2 separate regions of the Homo sapiens genome follow, and region 2 is linked to region 1. A link is a loop called in an ENCODE intact Hi-C map of the cell type or tissue named here. Cell type or tissue: ovary. All regions are shown on one strand. Links, peaks and the distances in the headings refer to the core of each region. The heading gives the core; the rest is flanking DNA. Region 1 overlaps APBA3 (amyloid beta precursor protein binding family A member 3). Region 2 overlaps PIP5K1C (phosphatidylinositol-4-phosphate 5-kinase type 1 gamma).

Region 1 (5,361 bases), core at 308-5,307:
GCCCGCCTTCCCAGACTGGTCCTGAAGAGCCTCTAGAGCCTGCCCCCCGACTGTTGCAGCCCCCTGAGGACCCAGATGAGGATTCTGACTCCCCAGAATGGGTGGAGGGGGCCTCTGCTGAGCAGGAGGGCAGCAGGAGCTCAAGCAGTTCCCCGGAACCCTGGCTGGAGACGGTGCCTCTAGTCACACCTGAAGAGCCACCCGCTGGTGCCCAGGTAGTGCCCGCCCCGCCCTCCAGGCATCCTGGACTGCCTGGAACCAAGCAGGGAGACTCAGTCCTGCCCCTCCTCTATCTTCTTCCAGAGCCCCGAGACCCTGGCTTCCTACCCTGCCCCCCAGGAGGGTGAGTGTCCCGCCCACCCTAGCCTCAGGCACTGAAGGCCCCTAGACAGCCAGAATCAGGCTCACCAGCCTGGCAACAGCTTGCCAGTAAGGACGAGGTTCTCGGGAGCCTCTGAGGGTGGTTTCGAGCAGATTCCGGCTGGCCAGGGAGAGGAGAGCCAGCCTTGAGAACGGGGTAGAGTGAGAAGGGGACTGTGGGGCAGCTCCGGCCATTGGCAGCACTGGGTTCTAGAACCGGGCTTGGCAAATCATCGTCGTCGGGCCAGACCCAACTCACTGCCTGCTCACGTAGGTCTCGAGTTAAAGATGGTTTTTGCGTTTGGGGCTTCTTTACTTTTTTTGATGACTTCTGTTATCCAGGCTGGAGTGCAGTGGCTTGATCTCAGCTCACTGCAACCTCCATCTCCCAGGTTCAAGCGATCCTCCCACCTCAGTTTCCCAAATAGCTGAGACTACAGGTGCGTGCCACCACGCCCAGCTAATTTTATTTCGTATTTATTTGGGTAGAGATGGGGTTTCACCATGTTGCCCAAGCTGGTTTCAAACTCCTGAGCTCAAGCGATCTGCCTGCCTCAGCCTCCCAGAGTACTGAGATTACAGGCGTGAGCCACCATGCCCGGGTGTCCTTTGCATTTTTAATTGACTTTTTTTTTCATTGAAAGAAGAATACTATTTCTTTCTTTCTTTTTGAGACAGAGTCTGTCACCCAGGCTTGGAGTGCAGTGGCGTGATCCCGGCTCACTGCAACTTCCGCCTCCCGGGTTCAAGTGATTCTCCTGCCTCAGCCTCCCAAGTAGCTGGGATTACAGGTGCTCGCCACCACGCCCAGCTAATTTTTGTATTTTTAGTAGAGATGGGGTTTCACTGTGTTGGCCAGGCTGGTGTTGAACTCCTGACCTTGTGATCCGCCCGCCTTGGCCTCCTAAAGTGCTAGGATTACAAGCGTGAGCCACCACGCCTGGCCAAAGAATACTATTTCTTGACATGTGAAAATGATATGCTAGGCTGGATATGGTGGCTCACACGTGTAATCCCAGCTCTTTGGGAGGCTGAGGCAGGAGGATCGCTTGAGCCGGGAGTTGGAGACCAGCCTGGGCAACGTAGCAAGACCCCATCTCTACAAAAAATGTTTAAAGTTAGCCAGGTGTGGCGGTGCATGCCTGTAGTCCCAGCTACTCAGGAGGTTGAGGCGGGAGAAGTTCTTGAGCCCAGGAGGTCGAGACTGCGGTGAGCTGAGATCACCCCACGCCACTGCACTACAGCCTAGGCAACAGAGCGAGACTCTGTCTCAAAAATAAAAAAATGCAATTCAAATTTCAGTGTGCATAAGCTGGGCGCGGTGGCTCACGCCTATAATCCCAGCACTTTGGGAGGCCAAGGTGGGCAGATCACTAGGTCAGGAGTTCGAGACCAGCCTGGCCAACATTGGTGAAACCCCGTCTCTACTAAACATACAAAAATTAGCCGGGCATGGTAGTGCACGCCTGTAATCCCAGCTACTCAGGAGGCTGAGGCAGGAGAATCACATGAACCCGGGAGGCGGAGGTTGCGGTGAGCTGAGATCACGCCATTGCACTCCAGCCTGGGCAATAGAGTGAGACTCTGTCTCTAAAAAAAGAAAAACAAATTTCAGTGTACATAAATAAAGTTTTATTGGTACACATCATGCTTGGTTATTCATGTGTTGTCCATGGCTGCTCTGATGTTCGAATGGCAGAGGTGAGTAGCTGCAGCAGATACCTTGTGACCTACAAGGCTGAAAATATTTACTCTTTGGCCCTTTACAGAAAATGTTTGCCAAGCCCTGCCCTAAAAGCATGGGAAGAACAATTTCTGGCCCTCTGGAATGTTCTAGACTTTTTTTTTCAGTGGTGCAATCTCAGCTCACTTCAACCTCTGCCGCCCGGATTCAAGTGATTCTCCTGCTTCAGCCTCCTGAGTAGCTGAGATTACAAGCGTCCGCCACCGTGCCCAGCTAATTTTTATATTTTTAGTAGAGACGGCGTTTCACCGTCTTGGTCAGGCTGGTCTCAAACTCCTGACCTTGTGATCCACCCGCCTCGGCCTCCCAAAATGCTGGGATTACAGGTGTGAGCCACCGCGGCCAGCCTCTGTTCTACACTTCGCTAAGGATATAGGTCAGATAGTAAGTTCTGGCCGGGAAGGGTGGCTCACATCTGTAATCCCAACACTTTGAAAGGCTGATGTGGGAGGATCGCTTGAGCCCAGGAGTTCGAGACCAGCCTGGGCCACACAGCAAAACCCTGTCTCCACAAAAATAAAATCCCCCCCCAAAATTAGCCAGGCACGTGGCATGGGTCTATAATCCCAGCTACTTGGGAGGCTGAGGTGGGAGGATCACTTGAGGCTGCAGTGAGCTAAGATTGTGCCACTGCACTCCAGCCTGGGTGACAGTGAGACCATGTCTCAAAAAAAAGAAAAAAAAAAACAGTTCTGTGGTTGCAGAGAGAAAAACTGGTTTGAACCTATAGCTCTAAGAAGGTTCTAGAATCGAGCAGAGCTGTGACACCTAGGGAGTTCCAGGGCTTGGCATTTTGTCTGTTTCTAGGGTAAAGGAATCTGGGCTGATGAGAATGCTCAGAATTGGTGAACAGAGGCATCTGGTTCTACTCAGACTGGAGAATTCTAGAACCATGGAGGGAATAGTTATCTAGTGTTCTATAACCCTGGGCAGAGCTGTCCAATTATAGTGTAATCAGAAAGTTCTAGATGGAACTACAATAGAAATACAACGTGAGCCATATGTGATTTAAAATTTTGTAGTTATCCACGTTAAAAAATTAAAAACAGGTGAAATAACTTTTTTTTTTTTTAAACTGAGACGGAGTCTCGCTCTGTCGCCCAGGCTGCAGTGCAGTGGCACGATCTCAGCTCACCGCAACCTCCGCCTCCCAGCTTCAAGCGATTCTCTCGCCTCAGCCTCCTGAGTAACTGGAACTATAGGCATACGCCACCATACCTGGCTAAGAAATTAACTTTAATAACATTTTAATTAAGCTAACATATTTAAAATATTATTTCAACATACAATCAATATTTTTAATTTACTTTTTTATTTTTTTGAGACACAGTCTCACCTTGTTGCCCAGGCTGGAGTGCAATGGCGCAATCTTGGCTCACTGCAACCTCTGCCTCCTGGGTTCAAGTGATTCTCCTTCCTTAGCCTCCCGAGTAGCTGGGATTACAGGCGCCTGCCACCATGCCCAGCTAATTTTGGTATTTTTAGTAGAGACGGGGTTTCACCATGTTGGCCAGGCTGGTCTCAAACTCCTGACCTCAGGTGATCCGCCCGCCTCTGCCTCCCAAAGTGCTGGGATTACAGGCGTGAACCACCATGCCTGACCTTAAATTACTTTTTTTCATACCAAATCTTCAATATCTAGTGTGTATTTTCTATTTACATCTCTATTCAGTCGAGCCACATTTCAAGTCTGTGATAGATACATGTGCCTGGTGGCTACCACAGTGAATGACGTATCTCTCTAGAACCCCAGAGTGGAGCTCTTGTTCCAGAATGCTTAGATCCTGAAGGATAGTGGGCAGAACCGACTGTGGTGTAGGGTGAATTTCACTTAGTGGTGTCCAGAACGGGGCCCTACACCCGTGGTTCTAAACCAAAGAGCCGTAGTTACTGGTTAGAATGTTCTAGGGCCACTGGCAGAGCTGTCTGGCTCTGGGTAGCTCAGGGAATTCTAGAACCATGAGAGTAAAGCTTTTTTTTTTTTTTCCTTTTTGTTTTTGGAGATGGAATCTTGCTCTGTCACCCAGGCTGGTGTGCAGTGGTGCGATCTCTCTCGGCTCACTGCAACCTCCACCTCCTGGGTTCAAGTGATTCTCCCGCCTCAGCTTTCAAGTAGCTGGGATTATAGGCACGCGCCACCACGCCCAGCTAATTTTGTATTTTTAGTAGAGACGGGGTTTCGCCATGTTGGCCAGGCAGGTCTCGAACTCCTGACCTCAGGTGATCCACCCCCCCCCCCCGGCCTCCTAAAGTGCTGGGGTTACAGACGTGAGCCACCGCACCCAGCCAGGAGTAAAGCTTTATGTAGTTCTGGGCTGGGTTGGGAGTATTCTGGAACTGTCTAGAATTCTCCTGGAACAGAATTGTTTGTTCCTTGACTGGTCAGGTAATTCTTAGAATCCCTGGTGTAGCCAAAGGTGTGAACTACTGAAGGAGATTCTAGAACCACAGGAAGAGCTGCCTGACGCGATTGTGATTAAGATGTTCTGGAATCACGGAGCAGAGAAGTCTGATTCTAGAGTGATAATAAGATTCTAAAACTCCTGACAGAATTGCTATGAGACCTGTCAGAGAGTTCTGGAATCAAGGGTCAGAACCAGCTGGGGTTCTGGAGAGTATGGGAATTTTAGACAGGCAGCAGGGTCTGTCTCTGTTCTGAGTGGTTCTACAACCCGGGAACAGAGCTGCCTGCTATCCTGGGCTGACTGCAGACGGTTCTAGAACAGTGGGCAGAGCTGGCCAGTTCTAGATTGATGGAGGGAATTCCAGAACCAAGAAGCAGGGGTCCACTGTGGTTCTAGAATGTTGTGGAGGTTTCGAAATTGGAGTGGGGGGTGGAGCGTCGTGGCTCACGCCTGTCATCCCAGTACTTTAGGAGGCCAAGGCGGGTGGATCACTTGAGGTCGGGAGTTTGAGACCAGCCTGGCCAACGTGGCGAAACCCCGTCTCTACTAAAAATACAAAAACTAGCCAGGCGTGGTGGTGGGCGCCTGTAATCCCAGCTACTCATGAGACTGAGGCAGGAGAATCGTTTGAACCCAGGAAGCGGAGGTTGCAGTGAGCTGAGATCACACCACCGAGCTCCAGCCTGGGCGACAGAGCGAGACCGTGTCTCAAAAAAGCAGGAGTGGGACTGTCTGGTTCCGGCCTGATCATGGAATTCTGGGGACACGGGGTGAAGGTATCTGTGGGTGCTAGATCTGGCTTTGAATCCAGCCATGGCCTGGACTCACTGGTTTCCCACCTGCGAGTCCTTG
Region 2 (5,361 bases), core at 125-5,124, 85 kb after region 1:
CTGAGGCAGGAGAATCGCTTGAACCCGGGAGGCGGAGGCTGTAGTGAGCCGAGATCTGCAGCTACTCGGGGGAGGCTGAGGCAGGAGAATCGCTTGAACCCGGGAGGCGGAGGCTGTAGTGAGCCGAGATCTGCAGCTACTCGGGGGAGGCTGAGGCAGGAGAATCGCTTGAACCCGAGTGGCGGAGGCTGTAGTGAGCCAAGATCTGCAGCTACTCGGGGGAGGCTGAGACAGGAGAATCACTTAAACCCAAGAGGCAGAGGTTGTAGTGAGCCGAGATCTGTTTCAGTCAGCTATTGTATAACAAACCACCCCCAGACAGAAGCTTCAAACAACTGTGTATTTGCTTGCGATTCTGTTATTTGGGTTGGGTTCAGTTGGGTGGTTCTTCTGTAGGTCATACCTGGGGTTAGTTCCATGGCTGTGGTCGGCAGTGGCAGGAAATTCAAGCTCGTCCTACACTTGCCTGTCCAACCCTCAGCCAGGATGGCAGGAACAGCTGGGGCCGCCCGGTCTTTTTGCAGGGAGCTGGCCTCTGAGTGTCGTGGCCCAGGTTCCCAGAGGCACAGTGAGAAGTGCCAGCCTTCCTCACGCCCACACCATCCCTTGCATCACATTCTGTTGGTCAGAGCAAGTCACACTACTGCCAAGCGTCGCAGCCATCTGTGGACAGCCACAGAAGGCCTTTCTGCAGTTTAGCAGGAGAAGATTCTTGCACGGCCTACCCTTGTCCGCCGGGTCCTGGTCTGAGCCTCACCAGAGCTGAGGGTCGGCCCTGCCGCCTCCGGGTCCCCACCCCAGCCTGTGTCGTGGAGTGCCGCTGCCCAGCCTGGCCGTCCTGGCAGGTCCTCAGAGGGGCCTGTGGTCCCCATGGTCGGAGGCCTGCACGGCGGGAGGCCAGAGGATGGGTTGTTCCAGCGAATGAGGGAGGTGACCGTGAGCTCTGGCCCGGGGTTGCTTCCTGCTTGTGGGATCGCAGGACCCCGTGCCTGGGCCGTCCTCACACACCCGGGTTGCTGTGTCACGGCGAGCCTGCACCTGTCCTGGGGTGCCCAGCAGTTGCCCTCTGGGCAGCGGCCCCACCCAGGGGTGCAGGCCCCCTGTGCTACTCTGACACACCTGGGTCCCACTGCCGCCCCTTTCTCACTGGCCTTCCCTTGCTGCCCTCAGAGCTTTGCCAGAGTCTGTGAGCAGGTGACAGAGCAGGCCTGGGACCCCTGTTGTGGGGATGACAACAGCCATGTATCAGGTGGTGCCGTGTGCCGGGCAGTGAGGAGGGGATCGTTTGGTGCAGGTTGGCTGGAGGAGGCCTCTGAGGGGTGATGTTCAAGCCAGGTCTGGGGTGAAACAGGAACAAACCGTGAGGGAATCTTGGGACTGGCAGGCCAGGCAGAGGCACCGCTCGTGCAAAGGCCATGACACAGGGTGGCGCTGGCGTGCTGGAGGGACAGCGAGGGCCCGTGTGGCTGGAGCAGAGGGAGGAGCAGAGGGCAGGGAGGGGGCCACACAGGGTCTGGTGGGGTGACAGGGCCTGGTCTTCACCCTGCAGGGTTGCAGTGAGGCCTGGGGAGACCCTTGTCTGCGGTGGGGGCGGGGTGGGTGGGCCCCCTTTCGCAGAATCCCTCCCCTGCCGTGGGCTCTCCCCGGCCCCCCAGTCCCCAGCCCCCCAGTCCCCAGCTTCATCATCCTGGGCCTTCCAGGGCCCTGCCCACTCTCCCCCCGCCCCCACCGCCTCCAGGGCTGGGGCTTTCTCCTCCCAGCCATGGGGGTCTGGACCTTGGTTCTACAGGGATGAGGCCACCACTGTTCCTGTCCTGCCTGCTGTCACAGTGCCCTGCAGGTGCCCACAGGGGCTGAGGCACCTTCCACCCACCCTCGAGCTTGCCTCGCTGGGCCCTCTGCCCCACGGCGCCCTGTCGGTGAGCCCAGAATGTGCCCTGTTTCCTCTCACTGTGATGCCTCCCTCCCTCTGGCCACCTGTCCAGACCTCTCCGTCCCCATTCTTACTTTGGGTCTCACTGCAGAGCCAGCCTGACAATCTGCCTCCTCCCCCAGTTTAGTCATTCCCTGCCTCAGTGTCCATGTCAGACAGATGTGGAGAGGAAGCTCTGGCGGAGGCCTGTTGTGCAGAGAAAAGAGGAACGGGTATCTGTCAGTCCATGGGTCAGTCAACAAACACGCCCATGCTGTCAGCCCAGGGCAGGCCCCGTCCTGAGGGAGCCCCCAGGCTCAGCAGGAGGGACCAGGCTGGTCTGCAGGATGGGGCGGTGTCAGTGGGGTGGCAAAGGTGGCTGGTGTGGGACACAGTGTCCAGGGAGCACTGGCAGGGCCAGGGCGGAGACCAGGCGCAGGCCAGGGAACAGCTGGGTGCAGAGGCGGCCATGTGGCCCCGTGGAGAATGGCAGTGCCTCTAGGGCTCGAGCTGGCTTCAGCCGCACTTTATAGAGAGAGACTGAGGCTCAGAGAGAAGCCCTGGGCACACAGGGAGGTGGGGTGGCCGATGAGGTCACCGTGCAGCCAGCGATCAGAGCCGTGCACCGCAGGCCCGGGTCGCCACCACGTCCTGTGATGGGGCCAGGAGAGAGGGGCCCCAGCGGCAGAGCCCCCGCCTCGGGCCTGGCCAGCGGAAACTGCTCAGAGGGGCCACCTCCCGGCTCCGCAGCGCGGCTCGCCTTTCCTCCCCCGACTATTTTTAAAACCTAATTTCCTCGAAAACGGGGTGGCTCATTCAGCAGATAATTAGTCACGTCTCAGGCTGAGCAGAGCTCACCGTCATGACAGCCCCCTATGGGGGTCACGGCAGGCTCTGTGCCCTGAGCGGGCCTCATGGGGAGCGAGGATTGAGTGAAGATGGCGCTCACCTGCCCCCACCCCCTGGGCAGGCGGTGGCAGCAAGGCTGTGCTTTCTCCCCGTCCCCTCTCCTCCACAGGACACTCGGCTCTGGTCTCCCCTTGCTGCCCGTTCCTGCCTGCCCTGGGAGCCCCACATTTTCCCTGGGGTCCCCCAACCGAGTGCCTCCCCTCTCCGTCCTGCTCCACCTCCACCTCAGTGCTTCGGCCCCGGCCAGTCCCTTAACCCTACAGGCCCCCAGTGCAGGGACGTTCCCAGCAGGGCCCGAGCCGCCTGCCCCTCTCCTCTCCTCTCCCCGTTAGCCAGCTCAGGTGAGTCGGGCAGGTGAAGACGTGGAACCACAGAGGGAAACTGAGGCAGGGGGCCTACACCCAACACGGGTGACCCCGAGGTGCCTGGTGAGGTCAGCAGAGCTGGGTCTGGAGGGCCTCACTGCATCCACTGGGTCCCGGGGCCGTAGGGAGCCTGGGAGAGTCCGGGCAGGGGTGGACCCAAGCGCTGTGACCTCTCAGCATCGGGGCCACTGAGGAAAACAGCTGAGTCACCCAAGTGGGTGTGGGGGGGCCCCAGAGGGGTGGTTTCGCGAGTAGAGTCAGGACTGTGGGCAGGGAGGCCCCAGACAGGCCGAGCAGGGGGACGCCCGGGCCCCCGATGAGGTCTGGAACGTCCCGCCCCGGCCCACCGCTGGCTTCCTGCCCTCTCTTCTTTTCCTTCCCCCACACCCTGGACGTAAAACCGTGAATTGTTCTGCTCCCGGGCCGCCAACCCAAACATCACGTCAGCGTCCAGCACCTTCCGCCCCGCCGCGGCCCAGAGCAGGCCCTTTGTGGCCTGTCAGAGACCTGGGGGCGACTGGCCCTGTCCTCTGGAAGGACAGAGAAGCAGCCCGTCTTTCCCTTCACCGTGGCAGCCGGAATCCTGAGTCACCCCACTCCCTCCGTCCCCGTCCCCGCCCCTGCAGTGAGCACCATGGGTCTGTCCCCCAGATCCCTCCAGGGCCCACCCGCTGCCCACCCAGCCCTGCAGGGCATCCAGGTGGCCCGAGGGGAGGACCCTTCAGCTGTTCTTGCTGCCTTGAGAAGTACGCCCCCTCCCACCCAGGGCTGGGGTCCTCACTGGAGGGCTCCGTGTGAGGTCCTGGGCTGCCCAGACAAAGTCCCCGGGACTGGGGGGCTTGGAGCAGCAGGCCTTGAACAGGCGTTTGTTCTGGCTCAGCTCTGGAGGCCAGGAGCCTGAGGTCCAGGAGTGGGCAGGGCTCTGCCCTCCCGACCGACCTCGGAGAAGCTCCACACCCCTCTGCTCCTGGTGCCTCCGGGCATCCTTGGCGTTTCAGGGCCTGGAGGAGTGGTGCCCTCCCCGCCTCCACCCCACACGGCATCTTGGCCTCCCTGAGCGGCTTCTCTTATAAGGACAGCGGTGGATCCAGGGCCCACCCCACTCCGGCATGACCTCATCTTACCCAATGACATCAGCAAAGACTCTCTTTCCAAATACGGTTGCAGGCTGAGGTTCTTGGAAGGACGTGAATGTCGGAGGGACACCGTCCAACCCCGCACCCTCAGGCAGGCGTGGGGACTGACCACGACTGCAGGGGCCCACCAGCGTCTCGAATGCGGCCCCCTCCCCACCTGCCGCCTGCAGAGGCTCCTGACCCCAGCCCCCTCCCCACCTGCCGCCTGCCCCAGGTTCCTGACCGCAGTCCCCTCCCCACCTGCCGCCTGCAGAGGCTTCTGGCCCCAGCCCCCTCCATACCTGCTGCCTGCCCCGAGGCTCCTGACCCCAGGCCCCTCCCCGGCCTGCCCCTGCCCCGAGGCTCCTGACCCCAGCAAAGTTTTCCACCTCGTGCCTTCGTCTTGTCTCCGGCAGTTCTGACCCGGCAGCAGAGCAAAGCTATGGGCTGCTCCACCAAGTCGCATTCAGTTGCCTTCAGTGCCCGCGGTGGACGTGTTTTCAGACGGCAGGGCGGTCACCGGGGTGCAGCCTCTGGATGGGACACACGTGGGTCTCCCGTGCACCCACCGAGAGCAGCACAGTGCCCATGGGGGCCGAGGGGCGCTGGCAGGGCTGATAGGGTGGGGCATCGCCGACCCAGGCCCAGGTTTGACTTTCCTTCTCCTTCTGTGTGACCTCGGGTGGGTTCACCCCTCCCTCTGAGCATCTCTTTCCGCGTCATAAAACAGAAGGGCTCCCGCCTTCTCTGCACTCTTTGCTGGCTTTGTAAGGCCTTGGTCCAGAAAGACTTTTTGTCTCTCGGGGAAATTCTCCTCTGTCCCCTCTCCCGAGTCCACACCCAGCCGGGTCCCCACCCCTGACGGCCCCCGTCTGCACCGCGGACTCCGCACCCACCTCCTCACCTGTCTGCACCTCCCTGAACCTCGCCCAGTTGGCCCCTCACATGTCCTGGCCTCCCCTGCTCACCTCAGCCGGCCTGGAAGCCAGGGCCAGACCAGTTCCAACGCACTGCTGCCCAGCCCAGAGCAGGGAGGCAGCCAGAGGGCCGAGCCCTACGG

Evidence for each region. Peaks named below come from ENCODE experiments on the same cell type or tissue, not always from the same donor. Only the 100,000 strongest peaks of a DNase experiment are listed, where the experiment ranks them.
Region 2: a loop joins it to region 1, with 2.5 times the contacts of the local background. A loop is called at or near these places in 3 of 110 quality-filtered maps.

What each region holds. Positions count from the first base shown.
Region 1 is chr19:3,754,543-3,759,903 of GRCh38, reverse strand. It overlaps APBA3 (amyloid beta precursor protein binding family A member 3), which reads left to right. Exons shown (of 11, transcript NM_004886.4): 2 at 1-215; 3 at 304-343. Among named protein-coding and RNA genes, the nearest start is that of APBA3, 4.5 kb to the left of the region's middle. In ovary, for the core only: no CTCF peak of the experiment used is centred there; no DNase peak of the experiment used is centred there.
Region 2 is chr19:3,669,261-3,674,621 of GRCh38, reverse strand. The region is part of intron 1 of PIP5K1C (phosphatidylinositol-4-phosphate 5-kinase type 1 gamma); the gene reads left to right. Among named protein-coding and RNA genes, the nearest start is that of PIP5K1C, 29 kb to the left of the region's middle. RefSeq lists enhancers at 62-855, 1,792-2,467. In ovary, for the core only: a CTCF peak has its summit at 2,648; DNase peaks (open chromatin) are centred at 3,079, 3,421 and 4,341; H3K27ac peaks cover 3,479 bases.